3 separate regions of the Homo sapiens genome follow, and regions 1 and 2 are each linked to region 3. The links are chromatin loops, found by intact Hi-C in ENCODE. Cell type or tissue: endothelial cell of umbilical vein. All regions are shown on one strand. Region 1 overlaps SIPA1L3 (signal induced proliferation associated 1 like 3). Region 2 overlaps SIPA1L3 (signal induced proliferation associated 1 like 3). Region 3 overlaps SIPA1L3 (signal induced proliferation associated 1 like 3).

The links. A loop is a pair of places that touch in the nucleus more often than their neighbours do. Peaks named below come from ENCODE experiments on the same cell type or tissue, not always from the same donor. Only the 100,000 strongest peaks of a DNase experiment are listed, where the experiment ranks them.
Region 1: it touches region 3 in a loop (7-fold over the local background); 8 of 110 quality-filtered maps call a loop at or near these places.
Region 2: a loop joins it to region 3, with 3 times the contacts of the local background. A loop is called at or near these places in 10 of 110 quality-filtered maps.

The regions. Positions count from the first base shown.
Region 1 is chr19:38,075,705-38,083,704 of GRCh38, reverse strand. SIPA1L3 (signal induced proliferation associated 1 like 3) reads right to left here. Exons shown (of 22, transcript NM_015073.3): 3 at 606-2,449. The coding sequence starts at 2,139. Among named protein-coding and RNA genes, the nearest start is that of SNORD152, 83 kb to the left of the region's middle. RefSeq lists an enhancer at 1,706-2,259. In endothelial cell of umbilical vein, no CTCF peak of the experiment used is centred here; a DNase peak (open chromatin) is centred at 3,474; H3K27ac peaks cover 1,067 bases.
Region 2 is chr19:37,927,666-37,935,665 of GRCh38, reverse strand. All of the region lies in intron 1 of SIPA1L3 (signal induced proliferation associated 1 like 3), which reads right to left. Among named protein-coding and RNA genes, the nearest start is that of SIPA1L3, 24 kb to the right of the region's middle. RefSeq lists an enhancer at 2,108-2,770. In endothelial cell of umbilical vein, no CTCF peak of the experiment used is centred here; DNase peaks (open chromatin) are centred at 3,385 and 3,555; H3K27ac peaks cover 1,076 bases.
Region 3 is chr19:38,000,388-38,008,387 of GRCh38, reverse strand. The region is part of intron 1 of SIPA1L3 (signal induced proliferation associated 1 like 3); the gene reads right to left. Among named protein-coding and RNA genes, the nearest start is that of SIPA1L3, 97 kb to the right of the region's middle. RefSeq lists enhancers at 918-977, 3,850-3,969, 4,376-4,907. In endothelial cell of umbilical vein, no CTCF peak of the experiment used is centred here; DNase peaks (open chromatin) are centred at 3,697 and 4,707; H3K4me3 peaks cover 1,143 bases; H3K27ac peaks cover 5,199 bases.

The DNA.
Region 1 (8,000 bases), 75 kb before region 3:
CAAGACTTTTGTATTCGCTGCTCTGTTCTGGGAACAGTGTCTGCAATTTGCACATGGTGACTTCAGCTTGGTACTCAAACTGCACCTGCCTCGGAGGCCCCCTCTGACCATCCCCCACTGGGATCTGCCCCCACCCTCCGACACTCCATTTCCTTCTTCCCTGCTGTACTCTTTTCCACTGCATTTAGCAGCCTACAATCCCTTGTGTATTTTTCGTATTTATCCTGTTCTATGTTTGTGTTACCCATGAAAACATTATAAGTACTAGGAAGACAGAACATTTGTTTTAAGCTGGTTGATACTACATCCCCAGGCTCTAGAGAGTGCCTGGCACTGAGCTGTCCCCAAGTCCATATGTGCTGAGTAAATGCAGAGCTGTGTCCTGTAGCTCAAGGTTTATGGAGTGCTGCTGTGTCAGACACAGGGCTGAGGCCCGGGTGGCTCTGCTCACCGGATCCTCACAGCCCTCCAGAAGGGAGGTCTCTGTTCCCGCCACATCCTCAGTGCCAGAGCAGGGCCTGGCACAGAGTGAATGAATGAGTAGTGGGGGTCTCGGAGGCAAGCCTCGGCCCACCCAACCTTCCCACCCACACGCCATCCGTCACCTTTGCCCACGAAGTAATCCTGGTAGTAGCGGGCGCCCAGGTCCACATGCTCGATGCTGTACTGCCGGGGCCGACTCTGCGTCCGCTGCTGCTCCTTGGGAACTTCCAACACCGAGATGCTGGCGTTGGTGCGGTAGGCGCTCAGGGCGGGCTCTGCCAGGTGGCCCTCGCCGCTGCTCGGGGAGCCCACGGAAGCCCGGGAGAAGCTCACGTTGCGCTCACACTCGCCCCCGATCTCATTGCGGAAGTGCGGGCAGCTGAGCAGCAGGTCGTTGCTGTTGTCATCGCCGAGGTCCTGCTCCAAGTTCTCCTTGCAGTTTAGGTCCTCTGTGCTGGTGAAGGCCGGGTCCAGGCCTCCGAGGCTGTGGGCCCGCGAGGCCGTGAGGGAGGCCATGGCCGAGGCGGCGGAAGCGGCCGAAGCACCCGTGGTGGTGTTCCGCCGCTGCGACACCGACACCCTGTTGGCGGCCGCCTCGTTGAGGTCGAACAGCATGCTCTGCACGTCGAAGTGGGCGAAGCTCTTCTGACACACCCACGGCCTGCTGGCTTCCGGGGGGCTCCGGCCCTCGTCGGCCTCCCCCGGGGAACGCCCAGCCTCCCCCTCGGGTTTGCTGCTCCTTAGCTTCCGAAAGATGGACGAGTCCACCGTGTCCCCGCCGCCGAGGCCCCGCGCAGGTTTCTTCCGGGCCTTCTCCTTCTCCTTCGTGGGCTGCAGTGGCAGGAGGCTGTCCTTGGCGGGCTGCCCGTTGTGGGAGTCCCCCTTGGCTCCGCCGCCGCCCCCCATGAGGTGTGGGCCAGGATCTGCCCGGAGGAGCTCGGTGAGGGCCTGGCACCCTCGGGCGTCGGGCTGCTCGCTGCGGAACTCGTTCAGGATGTCGAAGAAGCTCTGCTCGGGCATGCCCTGCACGTCGATGGACGAGGTGCTCCCGTACTCGCGGAAGAGGGGCAGCGCCCCCGTGTGCCGGGCCCCCCGCGGCTCCCCCGCGTCCTCCGCGTCACACTCGCTGAGGGTGATCTCGCTGCTGCTGCGGTGCCGAAGGGGGAGGAAGGCCCTGCCGGGGGACCGGGGCCACCCGTCCTGGAACTCCACGTCTTTGGACCTTCTCCTGGAGAGTCGGTGGAAGGCTTTGGACCCTGAGGAAGCCGGGGTGCTGGTGGGGGGCTGTCCGTTCTGTATGCTCCTCATGGAATGGGCCATCTTGGTGGCCTTTGTGCCATCTGTGTCCTGGGAGGGGCTTGGGTTGCTGTGCTCTCTCAGGGCCTCCCGCTTGGGCGGCCAGTCGGCCACCCTTGCGCGCACGCCCATCTTGGGCATTGCGGGAGTGGTGGGGCTGGGGCGGGTGGTGGCGGTGGCGGTGGCGGTGGCGGTGGCCGGGCTCTCGCCAAGAGGCTGGGACATGCTGCCATTCTGGGCCCAGAATCCCAAGGGAGCGTAGTCCCCTGTGTGTGGCCCAGGGAGGACATCGCCCACCCTGGCGCCACAGCTGGCTGCCAGGTCCACACCATCGCTGGGGATGGCCCGATAGGTGGTCATAGTCCACGGGCACTGGAGTGCTGCTGGCCCCGTACGCTGTGGTGTCACTCTATGGGGTCCCCCAGCCCTCAGCCATTGTTCAGGGCAGCCAGGCCCAGGATGAAGGATGCTGGGCCCTGAAACCTGACAGGAAGGTTGTGAGCCTGTGGAGTCCAGTTCTCCACCATCGCTGTGCACAGCTGAGCCAGGACAACCTCAGGAAGCAGGTGCTGTCCTGGGGGCTCCAGACCGAGTGGCTCAGTAGCGCAGAGCAGGCAGTAGCTGTGGTCGCCCGCCAGCTGGAGGCAGCAAGGATGTTGTCCTCGCCATGCTGAAATGGAAGAAAAGGAAAATATGAGCTGCGATGGCCGTGTTACTGCTCCCAGAAAGTGGGACATGTGACTTTTCTTGACAGCCTTACTCATTTAAAAAATCTTTTTATTATGGAAATTTGCAAACATACTCAAAAGCAGAGAGGAGACTGAGTCACCCATCAGCTCCAACAACCACTAACTATTTTCCATTCCCATTTCATCTATTCACCCAGCCTTGTGACCTTCTTTGTTTCTGATAGAATGTTTTAGAGTAAACCCCAGACATCATTTTTTTTTTTTTTTGAGACAGAGTCTCGCTCTGTCACCCAGGCTGGAGTGCAGTGGCATGTGCTTGGCTCATTGCAACATCCACCTCGAAGGTTCGAATGATTCTCCTGCCTCAGCCTCCCAAGTAGCTGGAATTCCAGCATGTGCTACCATGCCCGGCTAATTTTTCTTATTTTTAGTAGAGACGGGGTTTTGTCATATTGGCCAAACTGGTCTCAAACTCCTGGCCTCAGGCAATCCCCGCCCGCCTCAGCCTCCCAAAGTGCTGGGATTACAGGCATGAACCACCATACCTGGCCAGACATCAGGTCATTTCACCCATAAATATTTTAGCTTGTATCTCTAGTACATAAGATTTAAAAAAAAAAATCACAGTAACATTATCATACTCATCTACATTAACAAGAATTCTTTAATGTCATGCACTACCCTGCCTGCATTACATTTCCCATCATTGTCTCGCAGGTGTCTTTTGTGAGCTGGTTTGTTCGAAATCATCCTCTGCTTATGCAGGTATTTTCTCAAGTCTCCTCTACTCTACAATGGCCACCTTCCTTTATTTTGATGCTCTTTACTTGTTGAAGGAAAGGGGTCACCTGTCCTGTGGATTTCCCCACTTTCAGGATCCCTGAGGTGCCACTTAACATGTTCCTCTGCCCCCTGTATTTCCTGTGAACTGGTGGCTTCATGCAGAGGCCAGACTATTGTCCACCTGCTCTGTTGTTTGCTCAGCTCAGCTACTCTGCCAGAAAGGAAGTGAAAATGACAGATGAGTCAACATGAGCACCAGTGGAGTTTGGGGAGGAAAGCTGCAGAAGGAATGTCTCTAGAAATCCATGTGGTTACTGCAGACTATGACTGGGTAAATCAGAGCCCATCACTTTTTCACTGAGATCTCCCCAGTGACTACTTACTGCATTAAAACACCATCCAAACTCCTTCCCCTGCTCCACAAGCCCCGCAGGATCTGGCTTCCATGTCTCTCCCCATCCCTGACTAAGCTCTGATCATACTGGCCTTCTTTTCTGTTCTGATGCACCAAACCTTATCCAGGACATCTGATATCCTTCCTCAGTCCTTCTTGGGGCTGGTTCCTTCCCATGATGTCAGTTCTTCCATGGGGACTTCCGGCTGGGCACGGTGGCTCACACCTGCAGTCCCAGCACTTTGGGAGGCCAAGGCGGGTGGATCACTTGAGCCCAGCAGCTCAAGACCAGCCTGGCCAACATGGCAAAACCCCATCTCTACTAAAAATACAAAAATTAGCCAGGCATGGTGGCATGTGCCTGTAGTCCCAGCTACTCAGGGGGCTGAGGTAAAAGGATCACTCGAACCCGGGAGGTTGAGATTGCATGAGCCACGATCACACCACTGCACTCCAGCCTGGGCAACAAAGCGAGATCCTATCTCAAAAAAAAAAAAAAATCCCCAAAAACAAAAACAAACACAAAAACCTTCCCAAATCACCCTATAGAGACAGAGAAGCCCGGTCTTCTGGAAGCCTTTCTTAATTACCCACTCTACTTTCTTCCAATTTTTCTTAGCAGTTGTTCGTTCTGTCTACTGGCTAGGTCCACCACTCAAATGTTGGCTCCAGAATGGCAGGGATGTCTGTGTTGTTCACTGATGCATTCCCAGTGCCTAGAACAGTTGAGACGGAGTCTCGCTCTGTTGCCCAGGCTGGAGTACAGTGGCGCGATCTCGGCTCACTGCAAGCTCCGCCTCCTGGGTTCACGCCATTCTCCTGCCTCAGCCTCCTGAGTAGCTGGGACTACAGGTGCCTGCCACCATACCTGGCTAATTTTTTTGTATTTTTAGTAGAGACAGGGTTTCACCGTGTTAGCCAGGATGGTCTCGATCTCCTGACCTCATGATCCGCCTGCCTTGGCCTCCCAAAGTGCTGGGATTACAGGCGTGAGCCATCTAGAACGTCCAGGACGTTCGTTTAGTATTATACATATGAGTGAACAGATGGCCTCTGCCTAATTGGAGGTGTAAGTACCTCCTGATTTGCAGGCCCCTGGGGAAGGGAGTCTGTGCTTCTGTCCAGCATATAAAACACCCTGCGGGGTCACTTCCCTTTGTCTCCACCTTGAACTTCTAGAAGATGAAAATCCTGCTGGAGAGGAAGGGGAAAGTGGGTCGCCGTCTGTGATGGAAGCTGTTGACTGCCCAGCAGCCGTGCCCGCTCCCTCCTGCCAACGGAACTGATTTTGCTCAGGGCAGTGGAGTGCTGCTTTGGGCCACGCACTTGGTTCAAGGTGACCTCTAACTTTTCTTTCCCTGGGAATCTAGAGCTGGATGCAGCCGTTCTTGATCAATGGCTATTGGAGCTTCCTGTGTGAGAAAGTAGCAGGCCTCTTCTGCGTGTATGTGTCTGTGTGTGTGTGTCTGTGTGTGTGTGCGTGTCTCTGTGTATGTCTGTGTGCGTGTCTGTGTGTGTGCGTGTCTGTGTGCGTCTGTGTGTGTGTGCATGTCTGTGTGCCTGTGTGTGTGTGTGCATGTCTGTGTGCCTGTGTGTGTGTGTGTGTGTGTGTGTGTGTGTGCATGTATGCGCATGTGTAGGGGGGCTTTTCCTAATTTATGCCCAGTTATGGAGCGCACTGGCAGAGATCACAAGGGAAGCTCAAAGCAGATTCAAGGAGCAAATAGCAAGGGGAGCCTGAAGCCTCTGAAAAAGTGAGCACCAGAAGAGGGCAGGTGGAGAGTGGGGAGCAAGGGGGAGCCCCTCTTCCTGGTGCCCCACGAGAACACAAACGATCCTGAAGATGTTGCCGGGAGGCAGCACAGGGATGGGCTACAGAAGAGAGAGGAAGCTGGAAAGCCCTCAGGGTCGAGTTGCCTAAGGGAGACAGGAGAGAGGCCAAGAGGAGCCTGCACTGACCTGGATGGCAGGGCATCTTCTGACAATCAAGGCTTGCGGGAGTATGGATGTCAGATCATCTGATTTTCCAACAGAAATCAGAAATCTAGAGTTGCATGTAACATTTCCCAATTGGAAAAGCAAAAATATTGGCCAGGCGCAGTGGCTCATGCCTATAACCCCAGCACTTTGGGAGGCCGAGGTAAGTGGATTGCCTGAGGTCAGGAGTTCGAGACCAGCCTGGCTAACATGGTGAAACCCCGTCTCTACTAAAAATAGAAACGTTAGCTGGGTGCGGTGGCGCACACCTGTAGTCCCAGCTACGTGGGAGGCTGAGGCAGGAGGATTGCTTGAACCTGGGAGGTGGAGGATGCAGTGAGCCGAGATTGCTCCACTGCACTCCAGCCTAGGCAACAGAGTGAGACTCCATCTCAAAAAAAAAAAAAAAAAAAAAAAAAAAGAAAAAGAAAAAGAAAAAAGAAAAAACAACAGAAACAACAACAAACTATCATGCAGAGATGATCGGAAGAATTTTCAAAAAACTAATAGTGCTTGCCTCTGTGTGTCTATCCCCACCACTCCCAGGCCCTTCCTCTGCTCCATTTTTCTCCTTAGCACTTATGAACAGGCTTACTTCTTTTTCTTATTCATTTTTATTATTATTTTTTTTAGAGACAGGGTCTTTCTCTGTTGTCAAGGCTGGAGTGCAGTGGTACAATCATAGCTCACTATAGCCTCAAACTCCAGGGCTCAAGTGATCTTCCTGCCTCAGCCTTCTGAGTAGCTAGGACTACAGATGCACGTCACCATGCCCAGCTAATTTTTAAATTTTTGGTAGAGGTGGGGTCTTAGTATGTTGCCCAGGCTGGTATCAAACTCCTGGGCTCAAGTGATCTTCCCACCTCAGCCTCCCAATGTACTGGGATTACAGGTGTGAGGCACCGTACCCAGCCTCCTCAATGACTTTCTCACTGGCATCTGGGAACTCATCTGCTGCCTCTGGTTGGCAGAAGCTGCTTCTCCTGCCATCTTGACATTTTTTAAGCCATACTCTTTCTAAAATTATCAAACCATCCTTTGCTGGCATTAAATTCCCCAGCTTGAGATCCTCCTTCTTCCTTTTGCTTTAGGTTGCCATGTAATGACTTCACTTTTTCTCGAAGCAAATTACAATCTATAGGTATGCCTTATAGCAATCCTGTACCCACATAGAAGCTGCATTTGCAACACGAGATAAAAATATATTTTGTAAACAGTGCAAGGTTTTTGTGCCTGCTGGCATACAGGCAGTGACAGCTTCATGAATTTCCTTTTCATTTTTTACGATGGTCCTCACACTGGATTCATTTATCTGGAAATGGCGGGCAACTGCAGCTGCAGATCTCCATCGATGGCACATATCAAGCAATTGCATATTTTCTTGTAATGTTATGACTTTTCTCTGCTTCTTGGGACAACTTCCAGCATCACTAGTGGCACTTTGTACGGGTCCCCTGAGGTTATTCAGGGCTTACAGTATTGCACTAAACACGATGAAAACTAGGTGAGAACCTCTAGGGATCATTTTTTACTGCGATGTGCAATTTGCTGGAGAGACAAACTGCTCATGCGGAGATGATGAGTGTCACACGGTGTTTCAAATGGATACTCACAACACTTGAGCTCACCGCAGTAGCAACAGGAGGTGGTCGCGAAACTATGACGGTAGTGCAGTGTGTACTGCAGTTAATTTCATGCAGTTATGATTTAATTCTGCATGTTTATGTTTGTTTACATTTCTCTTGGCTTGGCAGTGTGTTTGTGTGTGTGTAAGTTTTGATAAATTTTAACTTTTTAGAATGCATTTGTGTATATTTTATGGTAGCAAATGATAAAATAGAAAAATAGACTAATGTACATATATTTTATGTATTCATGACATACCTAACATTTTATTTTTATTTATTTATGTATTTACTTATTTATTATTATTATTATTTTTTGAGACAGAGCCTTGCTCTGTCGCCTAGGCTGGAGTGCAGTGGTGCGATCTCAGCTCACTGCAATCTCCGCCTCCCAGGTTACGCCATTCTCCTGCCTCAGCCTCTGGAGTGGCTGAGACTACACGCGCCCGCCACCACGGCCAGCTAATATTTTTTGTATTTTCAGTAGAGACGGGGTTTCACCATGTTAGGATGGTCTTGATCTCCTGACCTTGTGATCCGCCTACCTCGGCTTCCCAAAGTGCTGGGGTTACAGGCGTGAGCCACCGTGCCCGGCCTTAACATTTTATTTTTTAAAAAATATTTTTAGGCTATGTGGTTCACCTGCAAGATCTTTTCTTTTCTGTTTTTTTTTTCTTTGAGACAGAGTGTTGCTCTGTCACCCAGGCTGGAGTACAGTGGCACAATCTCGGCTCACTGCAATCTCTGCTTCCC
Region 2 (8,000 bases), 73 kb after region 3:
CCATTCCCAAGGTGCCATTTCAGTAAAGCCATGTTGAATGTTCCAACCCCATCCACCCTCTGACTGCAGCCACATAACAGACCCCAAGCAAGACCAGCAGAAGAACCATCCTGCTGAGCCCCAGTCAACCACAGGTTCACAAGAAATAAGAAACTGCTGTCATTTTAAGGCCTTAAGTTTAGGGGTGGCTTGTGGTGCAGCAATAGACAACTAGAACAAATCTCTATCTGGGTACAACGCTGTACAAGTTTCCTGAACACAAGCATAGTCCCTAACTAAAGTGCCACCTGAAAAAGAAACACACAATCAATCACAAATCCCAACAAAAATCTCTTGCACATTCTGATTTCCAACCAAGATTGTTAATATGAAAAAACATGAACTGTCCTTTCACTCTTATTTCATAATAAGTACATTAAACACAACTAATCTGGCTAAGTGTGATGAATCTATTAATTATTCTAATAATAAAAAAGCATTTAAAAAATGCTTTTTGGTTCAACACAGTGCTGGACTTGGTGAGAACCCTCCAAAAATACATCTTCTATCTGGACGAGAGGCATCATTGCACTACTGTTACTTCATATTCATTCTCAAAGGCCTAGAACTTAACAAGGTGGCCAAACAGGTTGGACATCTGCAATCTAATTAAAGAAGGTTATCAATAAAAATAATAATTTGTGGGAAAAAAAAACTCTAGGAGAAAAGGGAATGCCTATCAGTGATGTCTTGGCCAAATCAATTATGGTGCATCCACACCACTGTGTGTTACGCAGCCACTAAAAAGAGCAAATCTCAGCACTATGCAAGGACTCAGAGGCATTCCACATGGCACTGCTATGTGAGAAGAGCAAAATGCAAGAAAATAAGTGTAATATTATCTCCTATAGGATTATATAACCATGGAGAAAAATGTGGAAAGATACATACAGTCCTTGATTGTTACCATGGGTGAAGGATTGCGGGAGGATGCTGACACAGGGGTGGAACCAGGGTCGGGGGTGGGCACAAAAAAGGACAGACCGAAAATATTAAAAAGGGGCTTGAAAAGAATTCTTAAAAAGAATTGTCTTTCTTAAATCTAATTTGCTATCTATGCACTAGACACAGCACTGAGTCACCTGATCTCACTTTGACTTCTCGTTTAATCATCTATTAATTATCCCCATTTTCCAGATAAGGAACCTGTGGCCCAGAGAACTACTGTGCCCACAGTGTTGGGGCTCAGGCATTACATGAAATAAGTGTAATAGGAGAGTCCTCAACTCAACCCCAAACTCCCGCACTGGGAGCTCAAGGGACATATGTGTTAAATGTTGCAGAAGAGCTTCCCTCCTGCTCTGCACATTCTTAAAATAGCAGCAGGTCCTGACATGCGATGATGTATGCTACAGCGGCGCGAAGTCCATCAGCACCTCAGTCCCCTGGTGCCTCATGCTGGGAGAAATCCAAGAAGGCCACTGACCTCACTCATGGAGCTCAGGGAAGCCCTGCCCAGGATATTTTTACAGAATCAATTGCTGACACCGGGAGCTAGAAAATAGATGAGGACGTGTCAGCTATTACACGGTCAGATTCTTCGCGCTCACCATTTAATTAAAACTTGTTCAGCCCCAGAGCAAGAATTATTACCCATTAAAGCAGGGGAGATGGCTCAACTGTGCCTGGCTGGTTAATTGCTACTTCCCAGGCACTCCCTGGCCTCCCCCTGCAGGAACAGCAAGCAGGGGCTGGAGATACATATGAGATGTGTGTATATGGGTGGTATCTTCCACACAGTCTTCTCCACCTAAATGAACCTGACATCCTCTCCACTTACTAGGCCAAGCTTTCCTGTTCCATGCCACAGGCACCCAGGCTGCCCAGATGAGTCACTACCAGGCCTGGGCTGCACAGACTGCAGGGGTTGCAGGACAGGAAGGCAGAGGGCTGGATGCTGCAGGCAGGTGCCAGAGAGCCACTGGGTGACCAGGGGGAGGCATCTGCACATGCCGCCTCACCCACAGCCACAGGTTCCTGGAAAAGCTGACACCCTCCTCAAACCCCAAACGGGGCTGGCCACCCATCCTTGGATCATGTTGCACCTGATATAAATTCATTCATATCACAATTTAGCCCGCATCTACCACGTGCCAGGAACGGTTCTACAAGGATGGACACAAAAGTGCCTGTGCTTCTATGGAGCCTAGAGCTGGGAAGCAGAGCATAGACAAAATATGTCAAGTGGAAGTAAATGCTATGAAGAAAAATAAAGCAAAGAGTAAGGGCGAGGGTGAGGGAGAAGGTGCAATTTAATAAGGAGAGAGGCCTCATGGAGAAGGTGACATCTGAACAGAGACTTGAGGGAAGGAGGGAGGGAGGCGGCGCTGGGGAATTCTAGGGGAAGTGTTGCAGGCAGAGGGAACAGCCAGGGCAAAGTCTCCGAGGGAGGAACAGCAGGAGGCCAGTGCAGCTGGGGTACAGCAAGCAAGCAGCTGAGAGGTCACAGATGAGGTCACACAGGGAAAATGGGGGCCTGGGGTTGGGGAGGGGGGACTTGAGCACCGCTCAGTGCCCAGGCTTGAAGCAGTTTACATAGATGACTCATTGGGCACTGCTGCTAGTTCCCATTTCACAAGAAGAGGAAACTGAGGCCCAGAGAGGAAAGCGGACTCAGGCGAGACCACAGAGCTCATCTACACCAGGCTGGGATCGCCCCCAGCCCCGGCACAGAAGTCTGCATCCAGCAGGAGCTCAACTCACTAAAAGAGTCACCGATTCCTTCTCTTGGGAGAAATGTCCTCCATTTTTCTCAGTCCGTCAACACCCGGCCCACTCTTTCTTCACAGTTAGGAGCAGACAGGTAAACATTTCAGGGAGAAGAGGGGGGAAAAAAAGAGAAAACAAAAAAAGCTAACTGTCTAACTCCGGAGAGGAAGAAACATGATGAACTTTCTCTGCAAGTCACTGCCAAATTTAATGAATATCGCTCACCTGAAAGACTCCCCGAACACGGCTCTGATCACAAAGTGGGCAGGTGGCTGTCAGGGGAGCCCCAGGTGGACTCCTCCTGTCCCTGGTCCTCCCAGGGCGAGGCCACCTGCCTTGGCTCTCCAGGCCGACCTCAGTGGTGCCCGCCCCCAGCCCGCTGTGGGTGCCTGGAATGCGGAAACGGGAACCTGCCGTGCCAGCTCCTAACAGCGACTTATTCAACAGCCGCAGGAACACGCCAGCCAGCCACCGGAGTTCCCCAGGAGATGGCTGGTCGTCGTGAACAGGCGCGTTCCCAAAGAAAGCTGTTTTGCCAACATTCCCTTTGGGGGAGGGAAAGAAAAGGCCTCCTTACTCATCAGACACGTGGTCTGAGGAGTCTGAATGGGCTTGAAAGAAAGCTCAAAGGTAACAAAGGCGGCTCGCCTATTACCTCGGATTCAGGCACAGGCCACCTGTTCACTGACAGAGCCAGGGCTGGACTTGTGCCCACACCGTCCCCTGCCCTGAGCTTGCGCCTGGATGCTTCATTCAGAACCGTACAATCTAAAGGCGGGCTCCTTGGCCCGTGCAGAGGAGGCACTAGCTCACAGAGGCAATGCAGCTTAATGATTAAACACGGTCGCTGGACTCTTCCAGCCAGCTTTGGAAGCACAACTGAACGGCTTTGGCTGGCTAATAATAACAACCACAACCGGAATGCTCACTGCACAAGGCGCTGTTCTAAGTGCTACATATGAATTCTCTCTCCTAACCCTCACAGCGACCCTCTAAGGAGGAACTATCAGCATTCTTATTTTACAGATGAGAAGTTCAACGAATAAGTCATAGGCTGGAGGTCACACAGGAAGAAAGTGCTGGGGTGGGGATCTAACCCAAGCAGAGGAGCTCCAAGGTTCCAGTTTTTACCCACTACTTTATTTATTTATTTTATTTTATTTTGAGACAGAGTCTTGCTCTGTCACCCAGGCTGGATGGAGTGCAGTGATGCGATCTCAGCTCACTGCAACCTCCGCCTTCTGGATTCAAGGGATTCTCCTGCCTCAGCCTCCCAAGTAGCTGGGATTACAGGCGTGCACCATCACACCCAGCTACTTTTTTTTTTATTTTTATTAAAGACGGAGTTTCAACATGTTAGCCACGCTGGTCTTGAACTCTCAACCTCAGGAGGTCCACCTGACTTGGTCTCCCAAAGTGCTGGGATTACAGGCATGAGCCACCGCGGCCGGCCTTAACCACTACTTTAGATCTCCTCTTGTAAGAAGAAGCAGGTGCTCCCACTGGGCCTCAGTTTCCTCATCTATGAAATGGGATGAAGAGTCAGTGAGAGCTTTATTATTATTTTTGTAGAGACAAGGGTCTCACTGTGTTGTCCAGGCTGGTCTTAAACTCCTAGCTTCAAGCGATCCTCCCTCCTCAGCCTCCCAAAGCGCTGGGATTACAGGCATGAGCCACTGTGCCTGGCCAAGTGAGATCTTTATGGTGAGCACTATGCTTGTGGCTCACAAAAATGCTCAACAATCAGCTGCACTTATCACATGCTGCCCTCAGAGTCAGTCAGGTCCACTTTATTCCTTCAAAATACCGAGTAATCAGCTCAGGTCAGAGTTTAAATTCCAGGCAGCTGAAGGAAAAGAAATTAAGAAAGGCTCTTACCATCCTTCTTTTCATCCACACACACAAATGTAAACAATGTCTATTCTGAGTCAGGCACTGGGACACAGTAGTAAACAAAAACCACATAAATCCTGCCCACAGGGAGCTTATAGTCCCCTGTGAATGAACTGGCACAGAATATTCAAAGATTAGCTGATACATATTGTATGAGTGCTGCTTTGGGTCGGGTGCTGTTGGGGGTTGGGGGGGAGGGGTGTCTAAGCATGTCACGTGCTTTGATGCATTCGAATCCTCCCAACAACCTAGGAGGACAGTACCATTACCAGCTCCACCTTACAGATACGGAAACTAAGACATGCAAGGCTAAGTGGCTTGCCCAAAGTAAAACAGGGAGCCCAAGATGGATCAAGAACTTGCACTCAGCAGTCTGGCTCAGAGCCCACACTGCATTCCTCAGCCCTTTGCAATCTCAAAGGGCAATGGCTTTACAGTGTGGCCACGAGCAGTAGCAACAGGTATCCTCAGGAAATTTCAGTCTGCAAAAGGGATGGTCACTCTTCATAGATTTTTTTTGGTAAGGGGGTGCAGGATTATAAAATATTTATTATAAGTCACATTTATGCTGGGCACGGTGGCTCACACCTGTAATCTCAGCACTTTGGGAGGCTGAAGTGGGAGGATCGCTTGAGCCCCAGGAGTTCGAGACCAGCCTGGGCAACAAAGTGAGACCTCGTCTCTATGAATGATTAAAAAATTAGCCAGGCATGGGCTGGGCACGGTGGCTCACGCCTGTAATCCCAGCACTTTGGGAGGCCAAGGTGGGAGGATCATGAGGTCAGGAGATCGAGACTAACACAGTGAAACCCCGTCTCTACTAAAAATACAAAATAGCCGGGTGTGGTGGCGGGCGCCCGTAGTCCCAGCTACTCGGGAGGCTGAGGCAGGAGAATCGCTTGAACCAGGGAGTCAGAGGTTGCAGTGAGCCGAGATCGCGCCACTGCACTCCAGCCTGGGAAACAGAGTGAGACTCCAACTAAAAAAAAAAAAAAAAAATTTGCCAGGCACGGTGGCATGCACCTGTGGTCCCAGCCACATGGGAGGTTGAGGCGGGAGGATTGCTTGAGCCCAGGAGATCAAGGCTGCAGTGAGCCATGATTACACCACTGCACTCTAGCCTGGGTGACAGAACAAGACTGTCTCTAAAAACAACAAACACATACATACATACATAGATACAGACATACATACATAAAAAGTCACATTTAATATGTTAATAGCAGAGGCCACGTTCTTAAGTACTTACCATGCGCTGGCCCCTGGGGGTAAGCACTTGACTGGCATCCTCTCCTTTCATCCAAGAACAGCCCTCAGAGGGGGAAACAGCCTTTGCAAGGAAGGGTAGGAGGAGGGGGGAGGGAGTCAGGAGCAGAGAGATGGGTGAGACCCAGGTGTTTCTGGGCAGAGTGAGTGAGTGCTCTCAAAGACCTCGCACTCTAACCTTCAGACTGCTGCCTCATCACCCAACTCAAGTTTCCCTGAATTGCCAGACAGAATACTTGGTATTCCAACAAGATTCAGAGTTCTTGTGGTACTGGGACTTTGTGCACAGTTTCAAAGGTGGGCATGATTAGAGAACAAAAAGCTAAGTCCTGATTCAGGTAATTACAAAACAAAGCTGGTAAGCACGATGACAAAAATGCATGGGCATTATGCTTTCCCTGTGTTCCACTTATTTCTGCAGCAAAACCAATTGTCTGCCTACCCAATATCCCTCCCCCTTTCCCAGTCCTTTCCTAAATGGTACTCTGATTTCATTCCTGTAGCCACTCTCCTCCCTGTGCTACCTACTTCAGGTAAGGCTGGCCCCGGCTCCAGCCCCAGCCCCAGCCCCAGCCCCAGAGGGTCAATCCTAATTGGCCCTTGGCTGGTTTCTCTGGGCAGGGTCACATATCACCATGCTGGCCAATGAGATATGAGGGAAATCTGGGAGGCAGGGAATCAATGAAAGGTTTCCTCACTCTTAAAGAGATACACAGCAAGTGAGAGATGCCCTCTTTCTGCTGCTGGATGTGGCACTGTCAGTGTGTGCCAACTGGAGCCTTGGCAGTCATCTTGTGGCCATGCAGGGAGCCTAGGGACACAGGAGACACACCATGGATGGCAGAGTGGCTTGAAGGAGAGGGATGGGGTCCCTGCAGGCATTGTGGAACTGCTTAGTCAACTCCTGTGCTGCTGTGCTGCCTACCTACAGGCTTCTTTGTTATATGAGATCATAAATCTCGTTATTTCAGGCCAATTTCATTTGGGCTTCCTATTACAGTAGCTCATGGTTCTCAAAACGTGCTTCCTGGACCAGGGGCACCAGTGTCACCACAAAATGCAAATTCTCAAGCTAGACTTACAGAATCAGGAACTTACAGAATCAGATGGGGCCCAGCAATCTGTGTTTTACCTAGCCCTCTGGGGATTCTGATCCTTGCTAGGGTTTTTTGTTTTTTTTGAGACGGAGTCTCACTCATTCTGTTGCGCAGGCTGGAGTGCAGTGGCATGATCTTGGCTCACTGCAACCTCTCAGAGCCTCCCAGGTTCAAGCAATTCTCCTGCCTCAGCCTCTCGAATAGCTGGGACCACAGGTATGTGCCACCACACCCGGCTAATTTTTGCATTTTTAGTAGAGATGGGGTTTTACCATGTTGCCCAGGCTGGCCTCGAACTCCTGGCCTCAAATGATCCACCTGCCTCGGCCTCCCAGAGTGCTGGGATTACAGATGTGAGCCACCACACCTGGTCTTGCTCGGGTTTGAAAACCACTGCAGTAGCACACAGAGCTTTAGAGTTAAGATACAGCTCTGGAGTCAGACTGCCTGAATCCAAATCACGTCACCATGCTGATACACTGTTGGTGGGAATGTAAATTAGCTCAGCCACTGGGGAAAGCAGTTTGAAGATTCCTCAAAGAACTAAAAATAGAATTACCGTTCGACCCAGCAATCCCATTTCTGGGTATCTACCCAAAGGAAAAGGAACCATTCTACCAAACGACACCTGCACTCCTACGTTCATCGCAGCACTCTTCACGATAGCATGTGAATCAACCCACAAAGCCAGGGAATCAACCCGGATGCCCATCAACAGCGGACTGGACAAAGATAATGTGGTACATATATACCATGGAATACTACACAGCCATTAAACAAGAATGAAATCATGTCTATTGCAGCAACATGGATGTAGCTGGAGGCCATTATCCTAAGTGAATGAATGCACAAACAGAAAACCAAATATCCAATGTTCTTACTTCTAAGTGGGATGCTAAACATTGCGTACACGTACACACACACACACACACACCCCATGTTCTTACAAGTGAGAGCTAAACATTGCATACACACACACACACACACACACACACA
Region 3 (8,000 bases):
GGCATGGTGGCAGGTGCCTGTAGTCCCAGCTATTAGGGAGGCTGAGACAGGAGAATTGCTTGAACCCGGGAGGCAGAGGTTGCAGTAAGCTGAGATTGCACCACTGCACTCCAGCCTGGCAGACAGAGCAAGACTCCATCTCAAAAAAAAAAAAAAAAAAAAAAAAAAAAGCAGCCTATGGTGATTTCTCACCTCTTCCCCAGTCAGAACACCAGTGGGCTTTGCAGTTTGTTCTTCATTTCTTAGAGTCCATGAAAAGAGGGCAAGGCCTCTGGGGGCCTGAGGTCCGCATCTGCAATAGGAGGATAACATTCAGTCTTCAGACGCACTCACATTCATTCAACATGCACTCATGAAGCAACTGCTATGGGCCAGGCACTGCTCTAGACGCTGGGGATACAGAAAGGAACAAAGACAAAGATCCCTGCCTTCACGGAGCTCACATTCCAAGGAGGATGGTGTAGAAAGCAAATATAGAACATCAGACCGTGATAAACACCATGAAGAAAAATAAAGCAGAAGACAGCGACAGGGAGGGCCATTTTAGACAGGGTGCTGAGGAAGGCCGCTCAGAGATGGTGTCTCAGAGATCTCAATAAAGTAACTAAATCATACATGCACACACATGCACACACACACCAAGATACTTACACACATGTAGCCAAGAACACAGTGCCTGGTATGGAAAATGAAGGTGATCTAATTTGACAGTTAAGAGTGCTCTAACAGGGTATGCTTAAGTTAAGCAAAAAAAGGTAGAAGAAGAATTAATAATAATAATAATAATAATAAATAATGAAGAGTGCTCCAGGGCTGACTGGCATTGGAATCTTCACAAAACCTATATTCTCCTCACATTTTCCAAAATCCCCCCTCCCCCGGGCAATTACAAATACAATATTTGTTTTTTTCTTTTCTTTCTTTTTTTTTTTTTTTGAGACAGAGTTTCACTTTTGCACTGCACTGGAGTGCAATGGCGTGATCTCGGCTCACCGCAACCTCCGCCTCCCGGGTTCACGCCATTCTCCTGCCTCAGCCTCCAGAGTAGCTGGGATTACAGGTGCGTGCCATCACGCCTGGCTAATTTTTGTATTTTTAGTAGAGACAGGGTTTCACCATGTTGGCCAGGCTGGTCTCGAACTCCTGACCTCAAATGATCCGTCTGCCTTGGTCTCCCAAAGTGCTGAGATTACAGGCGTCAGCCACCGTGCCCAGCCAATTTTTGTACTTTTAGTAGAGACAGGGTTTCACCACATTGGCCGGGCTGGTCTTGAACTCCTGACCTCAAATGATCCGTCTGCCTTGGTCTCCCAAAGTGCTGGGGTTATAGGCGGGAGCCATCGCGTTCTTTTCGTTTTCCTGCTTAGCAGCACCACAGACACGGAAGGCCCCTCTTATCAGGGCCTTACTCTACCTTCCCGGCCGCATGGTATTCCGCTGCACAGACAAACCCGACTGATTCCTCTAGTGCCTTATTAAGGCACACACAAGCCATTTCCCCTTTTCTGCTCTGACAAACACTGCTGTAATGAATAACCTTGGACAAAGATCACTTCTCACACTTGGGAACATGTGTAGGTGAAGCTTCCTAGAAGTGGAGCTGCCGGGGTGAAAGGTGGGTGTGTGCCCGGTCATACTCACAGGAATGGCCAGAGTCCCCTCCAAAGCGACAGTTCTGCTTTCCCTCCCACTAGCTCCGGAGAAGCCTGGATGCCCCCCGCACCACTGCCCACAGCATGTGCGCACGCCTTGTGCTCTTGCCCTTCTGAGAGGTGCGAAGTAGTATCTCGGCATGATTTTAATTGGCATTTCTCTTATTACGCCCAGAGTCAGGTATCTTTCCATGTGTCTGAGACGCATTTCCTGTTTCTACAGATGCTGCCCATGTCAGTGTGGGGGACTGTCATCTCCCTGGAGAGTATTCTCATGCCAATATTCAAAGCCCTCCTACCTTTCTTGCCCTCTTCCCTCTCTTAACGTGCCCCACTCCCTAGAAGGTAAAAGGCGTGATGCCCCACACCCTGCAAAGCCTGCAAGGTCAAGCATGATTGGCCCTGTCTGCTTCTTGCACCTTCTACTGCTCCATCCCCACCTCACTCATGCTGCTTCTAGGTTCGGGCCTTTCAGTTCTTCGAGACTGGCTCTACCCCACCTCAGGCTCTTTTTATATACAGTCCCCAACCCCTACCCTGGACTCACCCCTGCCACCACCACTCCCCTAGACCAGCAAACTTTGACTGATGCTCTCAGCCCCAGCATCACCTCCCCAACTAGTTACATGATGTCTTGGCACCCAGTTTTTTCCTCCACCATTCACCGCCTGTTTATCTGGGTGCTTTTATTTTTCTTTGAGACAGCGTCTCACTCTGTCGCCCAGGCTTGCAGTGCAGTGGTGGGATCATAGCTCAACCTCGGGGGCTTAAGCAATCTTCCCCCCTCAGCCTCCCAAGTAGCTGGGACCACAGGTGCACACTAAAATGCCCAGCTAATTTTTGTATTGTTTGTAGAGATGGGGTTTCAGCATGTTGTCCAGGCTGGTCTCGAACTCCTGGCCTGCAGCAGTCTGCCCACCTCAGCCTCCCACAGTGCCAGGATTCCTAGCTGAGTGACAGGCAAGTCACTGTGCTCCGCTTTCCCTTTCTCCTTATGTCACTATTATCACTTCATTCATTCCCTTAGCAAAGTTTAGTAAGGAGCATATTTGGTGGAAAGGGTCATACCTTTAACAAAACAGATTTGGTTCCTGCCTTTATGGAGCTGACATTAAGGGGAGGGGGAAGCCCTGATCAGGTCAGATGAGTAGCTCAGGGAAGAAGGGCGGGGTGGGCTTCGGAGCAACCCCCTGGGAGTGTGTTGAAGGAGACATCTGAAGGAGGAGTCGGCATCAGCCAGGCCAGAAGGGCAGGGGTAGTGGGCAGCACGGTGGGAGAACCAAGAAAGCAGCCCAGGAGCAAGGCGAAGACATGGTGCATTCAAGGAAGGCAGGCCCAGCAGCTGGAGCGCAGTGCACAGGGATCTGCAGGATGAGGCGGGAGTGGGGGCGGGTGGCAGGCAGGGGCCAGAGCAAGCAGGGTCTGGGGGGCCACACTGAAGAGCTGGCCTTCCTGTAGAGAGTTGCAATGAGGTTTTAGTGTCACTACAGTCAAGAAGTGTGGCCCAATTGCTGTCCTTTGGCATCCTGCTTAAATGATTCCAGCTTAGAGGTCCTATGAAGATGTTATAGTAGGCACGTGGCAGGGGACAGAGGGAGCAATGACTTCATCCCTGCCTGTAGCTGATTGGCCGGGGGTGGGTGGGGGACATCTGACTCAGCTGAGCCTGTCAAAAGAACCCTTTCCTCGGCCCCGGTTAGTCCGGAGGGAGACATCCTCCACTCCTCGGGTTGTTTTGGACTCGGGCTGAGAGAACATGCGGTGACTCTCTCTGGGGGCCTGTACTGAAACGTGTATTGCTCAGCAGTCTGTGATGGCCAGGCTTCCTGTCCAGTAGAATACAAAGCAGAAAGACAGACTGAATATAAGAGAATGAATAACGCAGATCTAGAGGTGGGGAGTGAACAAGTGAGGAAGAGAATGCAGATACAGTGGCATGTGTGTCCTGGTTCCAATCCCAGCACCCAGCCCGCCCTTCCTCTATGGCAGGTTTTGCAACCAGCCTGCTAGTGTGAGCTCACCCCTCTTATTAGTGATTGGTTCGGGGAAGATCACATGACCAGTGCTAGTCCAATCAGACAGGAGCTCTGAGGTTTTGCATGATAGTTCGGGACAGATACCTTCTTTTTCTTTCAGGACAGGGATAAGGACACAAGCCTGAGCGGGTCCTGGCAGCTGGTGTGCAACTTTCAGGGGAGCCACGTTTGAGGATGACACTGACATCAGAGGGAACAATAAAGAGACAGAAGGAAAATGGGTCACTGGCAATAGCCCCAGGCTCCTGGACCAGCCAGCCCAGACATCTGCCCCACCTCTGGGCTTTCCAGTTGAATGAGCCAATCCTTTCCCCTAAAATTTATGTCTATTTGAGTTGGTGTTTTTGTTACTTGCAACCAAGTAACTGACTGGTCCTGAGGCTTTCTTCAGGTCTCTGGGCCGCCCCAGGAGCCTCTGGTTAAATGCCCACTTTTTGCCTAAATTGCTGCAGTACAGGAATTTGGCCAATGACTCAACTTGCCGAACTTGCCCACCGCCTCCCCAGCTCTAGAATGGGGATAATTATATACACTTGATTGAGCTGTTAAATGGATTAAAAGTGATTTAAAGACTGTCTAGCACACTGTAAATTCTCAACACGTTAGCAATTACTATTCGAAAGCACTGAAGGGTAGCTGAAAAGTCCCAATCCCAGTGAGCAATCAGCCACATCCCTCCCCTGTCTTGTTTGTAGTTCCTTTGTTCAGGTCAACAAGTCCCCTCCTCACAAACAGTCCCAGAGAACAGCTAACCCAGTTTCTGTCAGAAGGGTGGCAAATCTGGCCTGGGGGTGGGGGTGGGGGATGGATCTGAAATGAAAGAGATTTGACTCAACTTCCCGGTTGCTGGGTGGCGGAGGAAGCCCTCATGAGCTCATTTCTCTACCAAATACAAGCTGGGGTCTAAAGTTTCAAAACACAGGCTGGGGCACGCTGGCACAGTCCCGAGAGAGGACAAAGGAAAGAGGCGGGATGGAAGAGAAACCGCCACATGGCAGGTTCCACAACGAGCTCTCTCGGGAGGAGGCTCCTGGGCTGGATTCCAGCCACATCCGTTCTCTGGGCAGCTACGAGGCAGCAGGAAAAAGGGACCCTGCCACGTCTGTATTTACAGCTGGGAACTGGCGGTGGCACGGGAAACTCGGAAATAAACTCAAGTCAGGAAGTGAGAGGTGCAAGCTGCTTCCATAGCAACGCCCATCTGGGGATCCCTGCCCACAGCCGGAATCATTCAGAAGTGGGGCTTATCTAGAGACATACACCAAATTCACGTTTTCCATTTGCACCCAGAAAATGACACTTAAACTATACTTCCTTGGGGAGCCTCTGTGAATCTCCCTGTACTACAGCTTGAAAAATCCCATTCTTCTTCAGAGCACGCAGAACACAGTACTTATCCATATGGCTCTGCGGTTCTTGTGTTTTCTCCCTGGCTGTGGGCTCCACCAGGGAGGAGCTGTGCCTGCCTTGCTCATTGGTGCCTGGCCCAGAGTAGGGTCTTCAGTTGATGTTTACTGAATAAACTCTCCTGTTTTCAGTCTTATTTTTATTTTATCTTTTGAGATGGAATCTCACTCTGTTGCCCAGGCTGGAGTGTGTGAACTCGGCTCACTGCAACCTCCACCTCCTGGGTTCAAGCCATTCTCATGCCTCAGCTTCCCGAGTAGCTGAGACTACAGCAGCATGCCACCACGCCTGGCTAATTTTTTTGTATTTTTAGTAGAGATCGGGTTTCACCACATTGGCCAGGCTGGTCTCGAACTCCTGGCTTCAAGTGATCCACCTGTCTTGGCTCCCAAAGTGCTGGGATTACAGGCATGAGCCACTGTGCCCTGCCAGCACACCAGTGTTAACAGCAGCATTATTCACTATAGCCAAAAGGTAGAAGCATCCCAAGTGTCCATCAACAGATAAATAGATAAGCAAAATGTGAGATATATATATATACATATAAATTTTTTTTTTTTTTTTTTTTTTTTTTTGAGATGGAGTCTCGCTCTGTCACCAGGCTGGAGTGCAGTGGCGTGATCTCAGCTCACTGCAACCTCCGCCTCCCAGGTTCAAGCGATTCTCCTGCCTCCTGGGATTACAGGCGCACGCCACCACTCCCAGCTAATTTTTGTATTTTTAGTACCGACAGGGTTTCACCATGTTGGCCAGGATGGTCTCAATCTGTTGACCTTGTGATCCGCCCGCCTCAGACTCCCAAAGTGCTGGGATTACAGGTGTGAGCCACCGCACCTGGCCACAAAATGTGATATATACATATCATTATTATTTAGCCTTAAATATGAATTGGAATATTATTTAGCCTCATAAAGGAAGGAAATTCTGATATATACAACATGAATGAACCTTAAAGACATGATACTAAATAAAATATGCCAGCCACAAAAGGACAAATACCGGATGATTCCACTCATAGGAGACACTTACATTCGTCAATCTCATAGAGACAGAAAATAGAAAGGTGGCTTCCAGGGACTGGGGTCTTGGGGATGGAGAATATTGTTTTTCAGAGACAGAGTTTCAGTTTACAAGATGAAAAATGTTCTGTGGATGGATGATGATGGATGCACAACCATGTGCATGTACTGAATGCCACTGAACTGCACACGTAAGGTACATTTTTTTGGTAACTATATCTATCAGTAATGTAACTGGGCATAATAAAATTTCAGAAAATTAAACACTTGACTTCTAGGTTACTAAATGAGTTGTGCATATTTTCTTTTTTACAGTTTCCTTAAAGGTATAACTGACAAATAAAAACTGTTCATACTTAAGGTGGACAACTTGTATATACATATACATTGTGACAAAATCACCACAATCAAGCTAAAGCTAATTATAAAATATAAAAAAAATTTGTTATGTATATTGTGCCACAATAAAAGTTTTAAATGGTTAATTTTGTGTTATGTACATTTTATCATATTTTATCATAATAAAAAAGTACTAAAAAACTGCAGGGCCAGGCACGGTGGCTCATGCCTGTGATCCCAGCACTTGGGGAGGCCAAGGCGGCAGGATTGCTTTGAGCCCAGGAATTTGAGACCAGCCTGGGCAACATAGCAAGACCCAGTCTCTACGAATAATAAAAACCATTAACCAGGCATGGTGGCACATGCCTGTGGTCATAGCTATTTGGGAGGCTGAGGCAAGAGGATCACCTGAGCTAAGAGGCTGAGGCTGAAGTGAGCTATGATTGTTCCCACTGCACTCCAGCCTGGGCAACAGGGCAAGACCCTGTCTCAGAATTTTTTTTTTAAGTTTTAAAAAATGTGGTTCTTTTGCAAGATCAGAAGAACCACAAAAGAATTAGAGTTCTTTCATCTCAAGAGAAAGGTGGGAGAGAAGATAAATATCTAGAACAAGTCTGGGCAGGCGGAAGAATGGAGTTTGAGGGATCATCTTTGATATCAAGAACTTTCTAGGTAGAAATTTAATAGGCCTCAAGTACACCTTAAGGAAGGGTGGGGTGCAAACGTCTCTGGACACTCAAACATTAAGCAGAGAGCTTTATTCTGAAGTAACTCCACCCAACCTCCCCAGAAGCCAAGCTCACATGATTCCTTAACTTTTTAACATTTTTCCTGTTTATGAAAGTAGTATATATATATGTGATATATATGTGATATATATATATGTGTGATATATGTGTGATATATGTGTGTGATATATATGTGTATATGATTGATGTGTTATATATATGTGTGTTATATATGTTATATATGTGTTATATGTGTGTTATATGTTATATATGTTATATATATGTTATATATATGTTATATATATATATATAACATATATATATATATAAAAAACTTGGAACATAAATGTACAAAGAAGATTATAGAGTTACTCATTCTCTCCCCACCAAAGGGCAACCACTGTTAAGACATTGGTTCATTTCCTTCCAGTCTTTTTTTTCCCAGCATGTATATAGAGAAGTGGGGAAGAGACATTTTCTCTCTTTAAAGTCTTTTGCATGACCAAGCATGAGGAGGAAAAAAAAAAAAAAAGTCTTTTGCCCCTGCTTTCCTAGGAGATTTTGAACATCGAGTGAAAAATAACATTTTTCAACGATGAAATTAAGCCTATTTCCTCAAACCATGGACTGCTGGGGAGAAAAGTGCTTCCCTCTTCCTCTCCTCTAATTTCTGCTTCCATCTGAACCACTATTTATAAACCGAGGTTCTTTTTTTTTTTTTTTTTTTTTTGAGACAGAGTCTCACTCTGTGCACTCTGTTGCCCAGGCTGGAATGCAGTAGCGTGATCTAGGCTCACTGAAACCTCCGCCTCCTGGGTT